Regions from separate parts of the Homo sapiens genome. Here all the other regions are linked to region 3. Evidence: chromatin contacts called from ENCODE Hi-C or POLR2A ChIA-PET data. All regions are on one chromosome and are shown on one strand. Each heading gives the region's core, a stretch centred on a gene start or an enhancer-like site at or near the end of the contact. The rest is flanking DNA. Distances are from core to core; before and after follow the strand shown.

Region 1 (4,395 bases), core at 1,590-4,089, 1.5 Mb before region 3:
CACTTCCCACTCACCCCTCAGTTCTGGCCAGTGGGGTTTGTCTTCACTCAAGATTATATCACAAATTTCAGTTAGGAGCTTCTTTCAACCCGTGGCCACAGCCTGAGTTAGCTGGCAGGCTTCTGTGAGGTCCCCTGTTAGGCAGGATTAGGAACTGGTCTGTGGCAATTCTGAAATCAAACTGGGTTTTTTTTTTTTTTAACATTTACTGGTTTATTATAAAGGACGTTACAAAGGATACAGATGAAGAGATGTGTAGGGCAAGGTATAGGGGAAGGGGTGTGGAGCTTCCATGCTGTGATGGTTAATACTGAGTGTCAACTTGATTGGATTGAAGGATGCAAAGTATTGTTCCTGGGTTTGTCTGTGAGGGTGTTGCCAAAGGAGTTTAACATTTGAGTCAGTGGGCTGGCAGAGGTAGACCCACCCTTAATCTGGTAGGCACCATCTAATCAGCTGCCAGCGAATATGAAGCAGGCAGAAAAATGTGAAAAAGCGAGATTGGCCTAGCCTCCCAGCCTACATCTTTCTCCCGTCCTGGATGCTTCCTGCCCTAGAACATCAGAGTCCAAGTTCTTCAGTTTTGAGAATTGAATTGGCTCTCCTTGCTCCTCAAGCTTGCAGACAGCCTATTGTGGGACCTTGTGATCATGTAAGTTAATACTTAATAAACTTCCCTTTATATATATATATTATATATATATTATATATATATTATATATATATATATATAATATATATATAATATATATAAAATATATATATTATATATATAAAATATATATATATTATATATATAAAATATATATATAATATATATATAAAAATATATATTATATATATAAAATATATATATATTATATATATACACACACACTATTAGTTCTGTCCCTCTAGAGAGCCCTGACTAATACACATGCCCTCCTTGGGATGCCACCCTCTAGGAATCTCCATGTGTTCAGCTACTTGGAAGCTCCCTGAACCCAGTCCTTCCTCTTGGGTTTTTAGGAAGTTTCATAACCTCAGCATTCCTTCCTCCAGGGTATAGAGCAGGACCCTCTCTGGAGAGGGTCTTAAGACCCACAGTGAGAGAGGGGAGGGTGTGGAAGTGTAGAGTCCTGCACTTCAGTCAGGTGAAAAGAGGGCAGGAGGAGGTCAGAGAGATTCTGTTTCATGAGGCCTGCCTCTGAGGCCTGACACTCCCAACATTATAACAAAAGACGGTAACAAGGGCTCTGAGAGTTATTAGCCGGGAACCATGGATGAAAACATATATATATGTTTCAGCGGGAGGCCTCATGTAACAGAATCTCTCTGACCTCCTCCTGAAAACATATATTTTCATATGTACATATGTTTCATATGTATATGTTTTCATCCATAAAAGTGTATGTGTGTGTGTGTATAAAATAACATCACAGGCCACCCTCTGGTTTTTGACCATAGATTCTTTACATCAAAAAAATACACACAGCCATTAATAATTAGTCCAGCCCATCATATTGTATGAATGTCTCCCAGTATGAGGCCATTCAGGTTTGTAGGCTTCCTTTCAATCTTGTCAGGCTCCAAAAGGAGAAGGGATCATTGCAAACATACAGCTTCAGCCTTTCAGGCATGTGGAATAATTGAGCTAGGAGACAATGTCATCTTTTGTTCTGGGACTCTTAAGAGTTATTAATGTAATATTGAATTTCCCTTAATTTATAACCCATTTATTCATTTCTTTACCCTTAACTATTATTCATTCTTTTCTTCATTTGTCATTTATTTTTGTCCAAATCTTTTCACCTTTGGAAGGGATGTTAGGTTCGGCCACTGTGGTGGTTGAGGTTGCTGGTAGCAATACTAGTCTAGCAAGTGCCTCCCCTTCAGTCCATTCCATTCACACAGAATAGTGTTACATAGGTTTCAAACTAATGAACCATTTTTATCACCAGACAATAGAGCTGTATCTATTCTTAACCCCAGTTTTGCCAGATGAGGTGAAGGTGCAATCTGCCTCCATCAGAGCTTCAGGAATTCTAAGTTTAAAAACACAGTGACAGTTTGTTTCTTAGAAATCCTCTCTGCTTCCAGTACTTAGAGTTGTAGTCTTGGCCCTGAGATCACTGCATCAAATAAGGGAGAAAAAAATTTTTTTGAGGTAAGTTGGGGAAGAAAGAAAAAAAATCATAGTTACTATATCAGTTTATTTTTCCCTTAGCAAGAATTGCATAGCCATACCAACATCCTCCCTGCCCGCTCTTTCCTAGATCAACCAGAAAAACAGAGAAAGATCTAGTAGGGACACTTCTTTAGTACCACTCATGTAAGTGTGAGCACACACTTGTGAAGGTGTGTAAGCCAGCCCTTCATGCTTTCATCTCCCTCTGTTTTAGACAAACAATGTTTCAGTGGCCTATTCTATTTCTCTATCAAACTATTACCCTAAGGAGGATTCTCTCTGCTTGTTGTTGGACATTATGGGTGGCACAGTGTGTTCCCTGGCCTGGGTAAAGGAAGTGGCTATCCAAATCCTTGCAGTATCTTCTGTTCTCTGTGTGTGTGTTTTAATGGCACAGTGAGAATTTTCATCTTTCACTGGGCAAGCAAAGCCTACTGCAGAGTCAGCATCTATTCATGTCAAAACCAATTTGTAGCCACTGCAGGGCTACCAGCATCAGTCTCACTTGCCAGCTATGTTCAGGGCTTTCCCACTAGGGAATCTGAAGTTGGAAATTCTTGATTAGGAGTCAAGCCTCGAGAATAATTCTCCATGGTTCTTGGCTCCACCTTCTACCCTTATTTTCAGCCTCTGAGCCATTACTGCATTTTCATGAAAGGTGGCGTGTATTTGCAGCTGAGTAGTGTGTTGCAGCTTACTTCCTGCTTTTCGAAGTTTTAGGGTAGAAAGGCCTCTTATTTTGTTACTCTCTTTCACTTCAGGCTGATGGAGTCTCTGACAATATGATATATTTAAAAATATAACTATTTACAAGGCACAGAAATTATATGAAGGAAGAGATTCATTTTGCTATGGGAATGTTCCAAGAGAGATGATACCTAAGCAGCATTTTCAAGCACGAATAGAAATGCACTAGGAAGACTACTCAGAGAAGAGCAATCTAGATATAGGAAGAGCATATGCAGAAGTAAAATGGACTCAAACTGTGGCATTCATACAGAGAAATACACATAGTTTGGTATTAACAGAACTAATGGCATGCCAGGACTTTTGGATTTTATCCTGTAATCCAATATTTCTCAAGATGTGGCCTACCCACCTCCTATATTCAAATCATTTGGGTACTTATTAAAACTGCAGTTTCTTGGACCCTACTATAGACTTACTGAATTAAACTCTCTGGAGGAGGGACTCAGGGGTCCCTGAGTTTTAAGATTAGCTGCCCTATGCCATGCATGTTAGAAGGTTTTCAGTAGTAGCTAGGTACCACAGCAAGATTTATATTATTTCAGATCAATTACTTTGGGATCTGTGTGGAGGATTGCAAAATGATCAGGAAGAAAGATCAGTATGCAGGCTTTGCAGTAGTCTAAGTAGAGAAATTAAAGGCCCATGGAGATGCAAAATAAATTAAAGCGTTTTAAAGATAATGAAGTTAAACAAAATAGTATGATACAATGGGGGTTTTATATATTAGTATATCATATAAATATATAAAATTTAAAATGCACGAATGTGTAAAGTTTTGTAGGTACACACTGGAGGCAGAAAAATAATACCACTAGTCAGGGAAATGAGAGGTGGGGCAGAGTGGGAGTGATATTTGAACTGAAGCTTGAAGCATGAATAGAATTTCACAGAACAAAGAAAGGAATTTACATGTAGCAAACAACATGCACAAGGCAAAGTGAGAAGCTGATGTGCTTTGGAATAATAGGAAGTTGAGTTGGACTTGAGTATAGTTGTTTAAGTGTAAATGATGAAACTTAGAGCAGAAAAGTTAAGGCCTCACTAGAAAGTGGTTAGCTGCTCCTCAAGCTATTTCCTCCTCTTCCTCAGCACACACATTTCCCAGCCTCCCTTGCAGTTAGGTGAGACCATGTGATTGAGTTCTCACAATTGCAATGTGTGCAGAAGTAATCTACACCATTCTCAATCTGGCCCATAAAAATCTCCTATAAACTAAACTCCATCTCACTGAAACTATGTATGTCAACCTTAGAGCCACTTGTTGAGGACAGCAAAGCCACAAGTTGAACAGACCTGAGTTCCTGAATCAACTGTTGGACCATAGGTGCCTGCTGATGAGGCCCACCTATTCTGGATTTAATATAAGTGAGAAATATACCCCGATTGGGTTTGAGCCATGGCATATGCATGCCATGCAAAGGAATTTAGGCATTATCTTACAGGCAAACAGGAGTCAAAGTCAACAGAGATTTCAAATA
Region 2 (4,010 bases), core at 184-2,683, 1.2 Mb before region 3:
TCTGTTCACATGGTATCACTTTGATCTTCTCTTCTGTCTTTCTCTTCCACTTTTAAGAACCCTTGTGATTATGTTGTGCCCACTCAGATAATGGAGGATGATCTCTCTATTCTAAAGTCAGCTTATTAGAAACCTCAATTCCATCTTGGTTCCCTTTTTCCATGTAACCCAACATATTCATAGGTTCCAGGGAGTAGGATATGAATATAAGTATTTTGGGGAGTCTTTACTTGCCTACCACAGTTTCCTAAAGAGTAAGGTGACTGGGGAAAAGAGGCATGTTTCAGCACATAGGGCTTATTCATTGAAGACTGGATGTTTGACTTGGAAGGAAAGCTTCCTTCCACTTGGCCAGTGAGATGCCTTTGGCAGTCACGCACACTGGCAGAGCACTAGTAGTGGAAGAGCTGTTAGCTGGCTAGCAGATAGGAGGGGAAGAGGCTGTGTCATACCTGGAAAGCCTGAAGTATCCTTGTTGCCTGAGGACAACTTGATTAAGCTGTTTCTAATGTTTGTAGAGAAGGAAGGTACTAAAGGTTTTTCCCTTAGCGAGGGAAAAGCCAAGCTGCTCCTCAGGTCAGGCATGGAGGGATGAGTGGAGAGGACCTCCTGTAGAGTTGGAATCTCAGTTAAAAGAGGTGGAAATATGAGCCAAATATATCTTTGATTGAAACAGAAACTCCCTTTCTTTCCTTTTCCCTTCCCCACCCTCACTTCCTTCCTTCTAGCTGCCAAATTTGTGCTGTTGCTGTGGTTTGGGAAGCTATGATTACATAAGCACTGCTCTTGTCTAAACAGGCTGTGTCCATAGTGTGAAAGCTAGGCTCATTCATATAGAAAACAACACTAAAGATAACAGCAAAACTTGACATCCACATTCGAAATTTTAAACTTATATTCTTTTAATGAGAGCGAAAGCAGTAATTAAAAAGGGCATGATTGGGGAGTGGGGGAGGTGTACAAAATTTACTTTAAAAATGGTACTGTTGACTGTTGGAGGCTTCTGATTTTTTTACGTTAAGCAAAATGGAAATAGTTGATTGAGACCCTAGAGAAGAATCATGTGATCTGAGTGAAAAGAAATCCACAGCGATTAGTCATCCAGTTGATGTCAAATAAATCACACAAAATGTTGCCTGTATATCGTGAAATGACTTTCTATTTTTTCCCCAGAGCAGACTACTCTTATCTTAGGTTGGTTTCCATGCATACCTAATTCCTGTTGTTTGGTGTCTGTGTGGACAGAATGATTGAAACAGCTGTGGACTTGCCTGACACTAAGTCATCAGCTATTGGAAAGAGTGCTTTGAACAAAGACATCATGCGCTGCCTGAAGGGAAGAGGAAGCCACAAACAGCATCAGAACATGAAGAAAATGTAGGTCACGGCTGCTACCCTGGTGATAGGGAGTACACTTTTATACCTTCATGACGTTGAAAGCATGAGAAGGATGCAGGGGGAATATACACCAGGAGACACATCATCTCTGAATACAAAGCGTAGAAATGTGTGTGTCTCAGACTTCCTTTTTCTTCTGAGTTAGCTCATTTAAGCAATCATATAATCGTACTTGGCGGATGGTGTGGGGCAGGGTGCATGTTTGTGCACTGTTACTGTGGAGATCTATTGCATATATTTTTAATTTTTACAATAGTTTTTGAAGGCTCTTTATATAAAAACAAAGCAAATACAAAACATTAATATACAAAGCATCAAGTCTTTAGCAAGTCTTTTGCCAAAATGAGCTTATTTCAGCATAAAGTGGAATAGCAAAATTTAAAGGAAGGGTAGGTGGCAACCTGATGAACTCCTTTCAATAAAAAGGATGTCCTAAATTTTCTTCTGTATTCATTTCTGTGCTTCCAATTTACTTGGCTCTAGATGTCTTAAATATGCTCCATGAACAGCTTTACTCGAAGGCACTAGGAATTTACAAAGGGGGAAAATTTTTAAAAAATATTGTCACACTGTTCTTTCTCCATGAAGTCCCACTTTCGCTCTTTGAGTGCTTCTTGCTGAATGTTTGCACAACATCCGGCTGCCTTTGCAGACGTGCCCTCCCACTCATCTCTATGGTTCCTTCTCTCCTTCCTTGGGCTGAGTCCTCCCCTCCTCTGGGGTCTTGATGCTTCCCAGAGCTCCTCCCTGGTAAAACTCTAAGCTGCTCTTGCAGGCTATAAGTTCATGCCCTTCCTTATGCATGGAGAATACTGGAAATAGAAGGCAGGTTATTTGTATCCATGACAATCCAGAACATTAAATTCGTCTGATAATGCTCTTTAACTTTTTGCAAGTTCTACCTGCTTTAGGCCCATCTGATAAGAATTTTAAAAAGAGGTTGGCAAACTATACCTGAGGATCAAATTCAGCCCACTGCCTCTTGTACAGCCTGTGTATTAAAGACCAATTTTATATTTTCAAATTGTTGAAAACAATTAAAAGAAGAATAATATTTCAAGACACATGAAAATCATGTGAAATTCCAATTTTGGCATCCACAAATAAAGTTTTATTGGGATTCCATTGCTTTCATTTGTTTATGTATTGTCTAAAATGTTGTTTTTGCACTACACTGGCAGAGTTGGCCTACAAAGCTGAAACATTCACTCTCTGGCTCTTTACAGAAAAAGTTTGTCAACCTCTGATTTAAACCAATTTTAAAATTTACATATTAATTTGCTAATGGTACACAAGAGAGAAAAATTTCCCAGGGCAGAAATTATATTTTTATCATTATTAAAACCTTAGTGGTTAACACAGTGATGTACTTGTAGCAGTTACTCAGTAGATATTTGTTGGAGAGATTTACAATGATCCAGCTTCTATGCAGCCTTTGGAAGAATATCTGTTTGGGGAAGCTTTGCCAGCAGGCAAGAGATTCATGTCTTTTCTCCTTAGCTTTTCTCTTCTCTGTATACATGTTGTGGAACATACACACCTAGAATGTAATCTTCTTTTTAACTGACCACAAAAATTTGGAATTTATCACACTTTCCACAATTGGAGATTTTATTCTAAAAATTATGTACTCTACTCAGAGGCTGTGTACTGGTTATCTATTACTGCATGCAAGTTACCCCAAACCCAGTGATTTAAAATAATAACCATTTTAATAAATTATTTATTTATATGACATACTTTTGTGGATTAGGAATTCAGGCAGGGCTTAGCTGGGGATTCTTCTGCTCCACACGGTTTCACTGGCATTACTGGAGAAGTATTCAGCCGGTGCCCAGGCTGCTCTGGAGGGTTCTGTGCCTGCTGCCTTGATGGGGATGGTGGGAAAGGGGGCTCAGCTGGCCCCTTCTCCATATAGTCTCAGGGCCTCTCCGTATGATCTCTTGAGCAAGGCAGTCAGAGCTGTGGCGGCTCAAAGCTCCCAGAGACCAAGGTGGAGACTGCCAGTTCTCTTAGAGTTAACGCCCAGAGGGCAGAGTGTCATTTCGGCCACACTGCATGCATCAAAGCAGTTACAAGCAAGCTCAGATTCAAAAGGAGGGGAAATAGACCCCATCTCTCAAAAGGAAGAGTGTTAAAGAATTTGTGGCCATCTTTAATCTGCCATAGGGCGCTTCTAGTTTGATTTTTAACTTCACTTATTTCCGTTATGTAGGACAGCCTCCTTTGTCCTTCTAACATATTATCTTTCTTAAACTGTCTTTTATGTTCTCATTTCTGAGCCCTGGAATTGTCAGGTGTCTAGACAAAGAGAGGACCAGCTCAGACTGGGCAGGGTTATGAGGGAATAGCCAAAGGACACTGGGTACCTTTTTCAGAAAGTGATTCTTCCCCAAAACAGTCTACTTCACCTCCTAAAATACTTAAAAGAGAAGCTAGGAGGCCTGCAGGCCCACCCTGAACCCCAGCTCTCCGGGAGAGAAGTTCTAAACTACATTCCTATATACTATACTTAAGGACATCTTACATAATATCATTTGGAAGATATACTTTTTTTTTTCTTTGAGGCAAGGTCTCACTCTGTCACCTAGGCCAGAGTACAGTGGTACAAT
Region 3 (4,081 bases), core at 1,375-3,874:
GTAGGGGTGAATAGACTTGCATGTGCAGGCCCCTGGAGAGAAGTAAAAGCTTTAAGTGCAGGGCTGGGCGTGGTCACTCATGCCTGTAATCTCAACACTTTGGGAGGCCAAGGTGGGAGGATCACCTGAGGTCAGGAGTTTGAGACCAGCCTGGTAGACATTGGTACTTGGGAGGCTGAGGCAGGAGAATCGCTTGAACTCAGGAGGCAGAGGTTGCAGTGAGTTGAGATCGCACCACTGCACTCCAGCCTGGGCAACTGAGCAACACTCTGTCTCAAAAAAAAAAAAAAAGAAAAAAGAAGAAAAGCTTGGAAATGGAGCAAAGTGGACTTTCCTGTAACTCAGAGCATCCGTGGGAGAAATGGAGAGGTGTGAAGTAAAAAGTTACTGAAAAGATAAACTGTATGTACTTGTTCCCTGACTCCTGAAAATGGAAAAGATTGTCTCATTATTTTTTTTCTTACTCTACCCATTTTCTTGTTCCCACACTGGAACCCAGACCCATCCTGCTGTTCCACTGCCATGTCTGGAGGAGTGCACAGTGGTCATGTTAGCAAGCTTTGGGACCAGGCTGTCTGGGTTTGAATCCGAGCTCTGTCCCTCCATAGTTGCCAGACTTTGGGCAAGTTAACAATTTGCATGTTTCCTCATCTACAAATGAGAACAATAGCGCTGCCTACCGTATATGGTTTTTGAGAGATTAAATGGATATTTTCATAAGTAGAGCTCTCAAAGCAGTGCCTAGCACACAGGAAGCACTCTAAAAATATTATCTGTTATTATCATGGACTTAAAAGGACTCTTGTTAGCTAGTGTGGGAACAAACAAGCCGACATTTACATGCAAAACTACGTATGGACTCTTCTGTGCCCCAGCCCGCGGAAAGCCAGGGCTAGATAGAAGATTTTCAAACTCAGCCAGTTTTCTATGTGCTTGACAAGATGATACGTTTCCTAACATAAAGGATTTCCTAAGATTATAAGAAAATTATCCGGTACCTATCAGAAAACTATTGCAATGTGTTAAAAGATGTTGGGGGGAAGCTGTCTAGTACACACAATGTTAATTTCCCAGGTGATATTTCTTTAAAGATTTTTTAAATTCACCTCAGTTGTCATCAGAAACATAATGGGAGGACTTATGCATTTTTTTGAATCTTGTTGCAGTTAAAAAAAACCTCAATGTTGCCCATGTTTTTCCACTTTATTTGGATATTTTACCAGTAACTTTATTTTCGTCTCTCTCCACATTACCTCATAGTCTGTCTTTATTCTCCCATATTACAGTGAAGATTCAGAGGCTCAGAGATTAAGTGATTTATACAATGTTATGTAATTCATAGGAAGGACAGCCAAAATTAAACCACGGGCATTTTGACGACTATAGAGTCTGAATTTGTTCTATGATATTTGAGCCTGACAGAGGCATCATCCCACTAAAGTGCTTGTAAAACTGTAGGGCATACAGTACACACTCAATAAACGCTACTGTAATCTCATCATGACTCATCTACTAAGCCTTCTGCAGGATGTTCACACATGAATGTTGCAGAGGAAAAATGATTCAAATACATTCAGAAAATCTTGGGTTAAGCAAAGTTAAATTAGTTCTCTTATTATAAAGTCTTTGAGACAGTAATGAACACTATGAATATCAAAGGAAAAGTATAATTCACAGCAATTTCCAAATCATATTTGACCACAGAACCTTTTTGTTCTTTCTCCCAAAATATCTAAGTAGGACCAATGTTCACAGGAATTAACTTTGGGGGAAATGCTGCATGAGGTCAATGCAGGTAACAGATAATACTTACAATTTTAGTTCACTGGTGGAAAATATTTTGTGTTTGCAGGAAAGCTATTTTACTGTACAAGAGCAGAAGTAGCATAAAAGGGAACTTAAAGTCATTGTTCTAAATCTTAATTTGCTTGAGATGGGGAAGCGGAGTGAGAACAGCTTTGCAAAAATATGTCACCAGTAAAGTAGGAAGTGGGTATTCTTGCAGCTTCTAACAGCTTCAGCAACTTTGTTGTTCAAAGCCAGAGCTGCAAGACACCTTATCTCACAAAGCATACACACGTACACATGCAATCTCCAGGACGTGAAAAAGAAAATGAAGAGAGTTACAGATTTTGTTGGTGCCATTTCATATATAAAATGTTGAGGCTCAAAAGTTTGAAGTAAAACAATGGCAAATTTTGTAAAACTCACTGTGGGAAAAAATAGTTTTGCATTCTAAATGATTCTATGACAATCAGTAGTTTGAGCACAATACGTTGTAGAGAACTTAATCAGCCTGCAGTTATTACATTGAGCAATGTGGTTAGGTTTAATGTCAAGAGATTCAGTCCTGGGCCCAACTCTGTCAGCTTTGGGAGACCTGGGACAAATAACTTCTTTGACCACCTTCTCATTTTGCAAAATGTGAAGGTTGAATTAGACCACCCCTGAGATACCTTCTAGCTCTATAGCTCTGTGAATTTAAAGGAACAGGTAGGTTACGGACTTCTTTGGTTTGTTAGTTACCCCAAGGAAATAGAGTCCTCTCTAGGTAGCAGGCGCACAATAGTAAGAAGGCAGCAACAGAAACAATAAACTTTGGAGGTTAGCCACAGCCCTCAGGAAACAAGATAGGTGTCTAGCCTCCAGCCTGTGGGGCCACTGCATGATGTTACTAAATTCAGGATGGTACTGAAATAAGTGTGAGCTACCAATGCCTGGAAATAATGAAAGCCATCAAAAAGTTATATTCTACTGTTGCCAGGACAAAAGTTCCTGAGATAGTCTACATCTTTCAAAGTCAGAAACAACATACAGGAGAATGAGGATAACTGCCTTCCTCCCACACACCCATGATGCCTAATTGAAATTGTAACCCCCCAGTCTCTGGAAATTAGGCTGGCCTCTTTCCTTTCTGTTTTTGCTCCTGCCTATCAAGATGAAACCTAGTTGTGGTTTTACCAGTGCATTTCTTTTAGCTGCCTACACCATCTCAATTAAAATGGGCTTGAGGAGCCACACCAAATAACTAGCACATGAAATAACTTCACTCAGAAAATCAGGAAGTTGTGTTGCTATTTTTATTTTACTTTTAACAAAAAGCCTCATTTCTGAAAAACTAATGTTTTCGTCTTTGTTTCCTTTCCCACAATTTATGACTGTTTTGAGAGACAAACAGCATTTATCTTTTTAAAGATTGGCACTTTTAAAGAAACACCAGTCAGAATAATCAAGAAATGAAGACCAATCATATGATCATCCAAAGTTGCAGGTTGTTAAATGTTTCATTGTTTTATTTCAAAGTATAGATTATCTTTTGTTAATGATTGTAATAGCAGCAGTGTGCCTTTCTAAACATGTTGTTCTTAAGCAAATATAAAAATGACTTGGGGCCTGGCATGGTGGCTCATGCCTGTAATCTCAGCACTTTGGAAGGCCGAAGCGAGTGAATCACCTGGGGTCAGGAGTTCGAGACCAGCCTGGCCAACTGGTGAAACCCTGTATCTACTAAAAATGCAAAAATGAGCTGGGCCTGGTGGTGCGCACCTGTAATCCCAGCTACTCGGGAGGCTGAGGCAGGAGAATCACTTGAACCCAGGAGGTGGGGGTTGCAGTAAGCCAAGATCGCGCCATTGCACTCCAGTCTGGGCGACAGAGTGAGACTCTGTCTTTAAAAAAAAAAAAAAAAAAAAAAAAAAAAAACAGAAAAAAAATGACTTGGGATTCTCTGAACACAAGACAACAAATATGAAGAGGCCACTGTGGGGCACTAGAATGAGTTCCCGTAGAAGGGAGGCTGTATTTGAGGAGAGCTGATCTGTGCTCTGTACCGGCCCCTGGAGCACATAATCCTTCTGGATCTCAGCTATAAAATGAGTGATTCCATATTCTTGAATGTCACTGATGTCTGGGACACACTATTCCTTATCCATTAGAATTCTCCTATCATAGGAATTTTAGACTCCCTGACCTTGAGCCCCTAAGAAGCCAGTAGCATTCACTAGGTTATTCACTATTGTAATGACCAAAAGCAACCCCTTCCCCCAACACCAGCACTCAATTCCAAACACTTCCTTGAAAG

The links. A loop is a pair of places that touch in the nucleus more often than their neighbours do. ChIA-PET counts read pairs that join two places held with the same protein, here RNA polymerase II (POLR2A). Pooled maps may share reads with other maps.
Region 1: a map of naive thymus-derived CD4-positive, alpha-beta T cell shows a loop between it and region 3 (4-fold over the local background). The contact joins two enhancer-like sites. A Hi-C loop is called at or near these places in 1 of 168 maps with a recorded cell type or tissue (naive thymus-derived CD4-positive, alpha-beta T cell). POLR2A ChIA-PET finds 5 or more read pairs at or near these places in 2 of 52 experiments (activated CD4-positive, alpha-beta T cell and activated CD8-positive, alpha-beta T cell).
Region 2: a pooled map shows a loop between it and region 3 (4-fold over the local background). The contact joins two enhancer-like sites. A Hi-C loop is called at or near these places in 1 of 168 maps with a recorded cell type or tissue (naive thymus-derived CD4-positive, alpha-beta T cell) and 7 of 50 pooled maps. POLR2A ChIA-PET finds 5 or more read pairs at or near these places in 2 of 52 experiments (T-cell and naive thymus-derived CD8-positive, alpha-beta T cell).

Annotation. Positions count from the first base shown.
Region 1 is chr5:40,648,140-40,652,534 of GRCh38, reverse strand. No RefSeq gene overlaps it. Among named protein-coding and RNA genes, the nearest start is that of PTGER4, 30 kb to the left of the region's middle. Within about 2 kb of position 2,839, at least 3 of the 41 ENCODE cell types and tissues checked have a DNase peak (open chromatin) inside an H3K27ac peak, as active enhancers do.
Region 2 is chr5:40,407,839-40,411,848 of GRCh38, reverse strand. No RefSeq gene overlaps it. Among named protein-coding and RNA genes, the nearest start is that of LINC00604, 170 kb to the right of the region's middle. Within about 2 kb of position 1,433, at least 13 of the 41 ENCODE cell types and tissues checked have a DNase peak (open chromatin) inside an H3K27ac peak, as active enhancers do.
Region 3 is chr5:39,175,759-39,179,839 of GRCh38, reverse strand. All of the region lies in intron 2 of FYB1 (FYN binding protein 1), which reads left to right. Among named protein-coding and RNA genes, the nearest start is that of FYB1, 42 kb to the left of the region's middle. RefSeq lists enhancers at 2,790-2,869, 2,900-2,959. Within about 2 kb of position 2,624, at least 4 of the 41 ENCODE cell types and tissues checked have a DNase peak (open chromatin) inside an H3K27ac peak, as active enhancers do.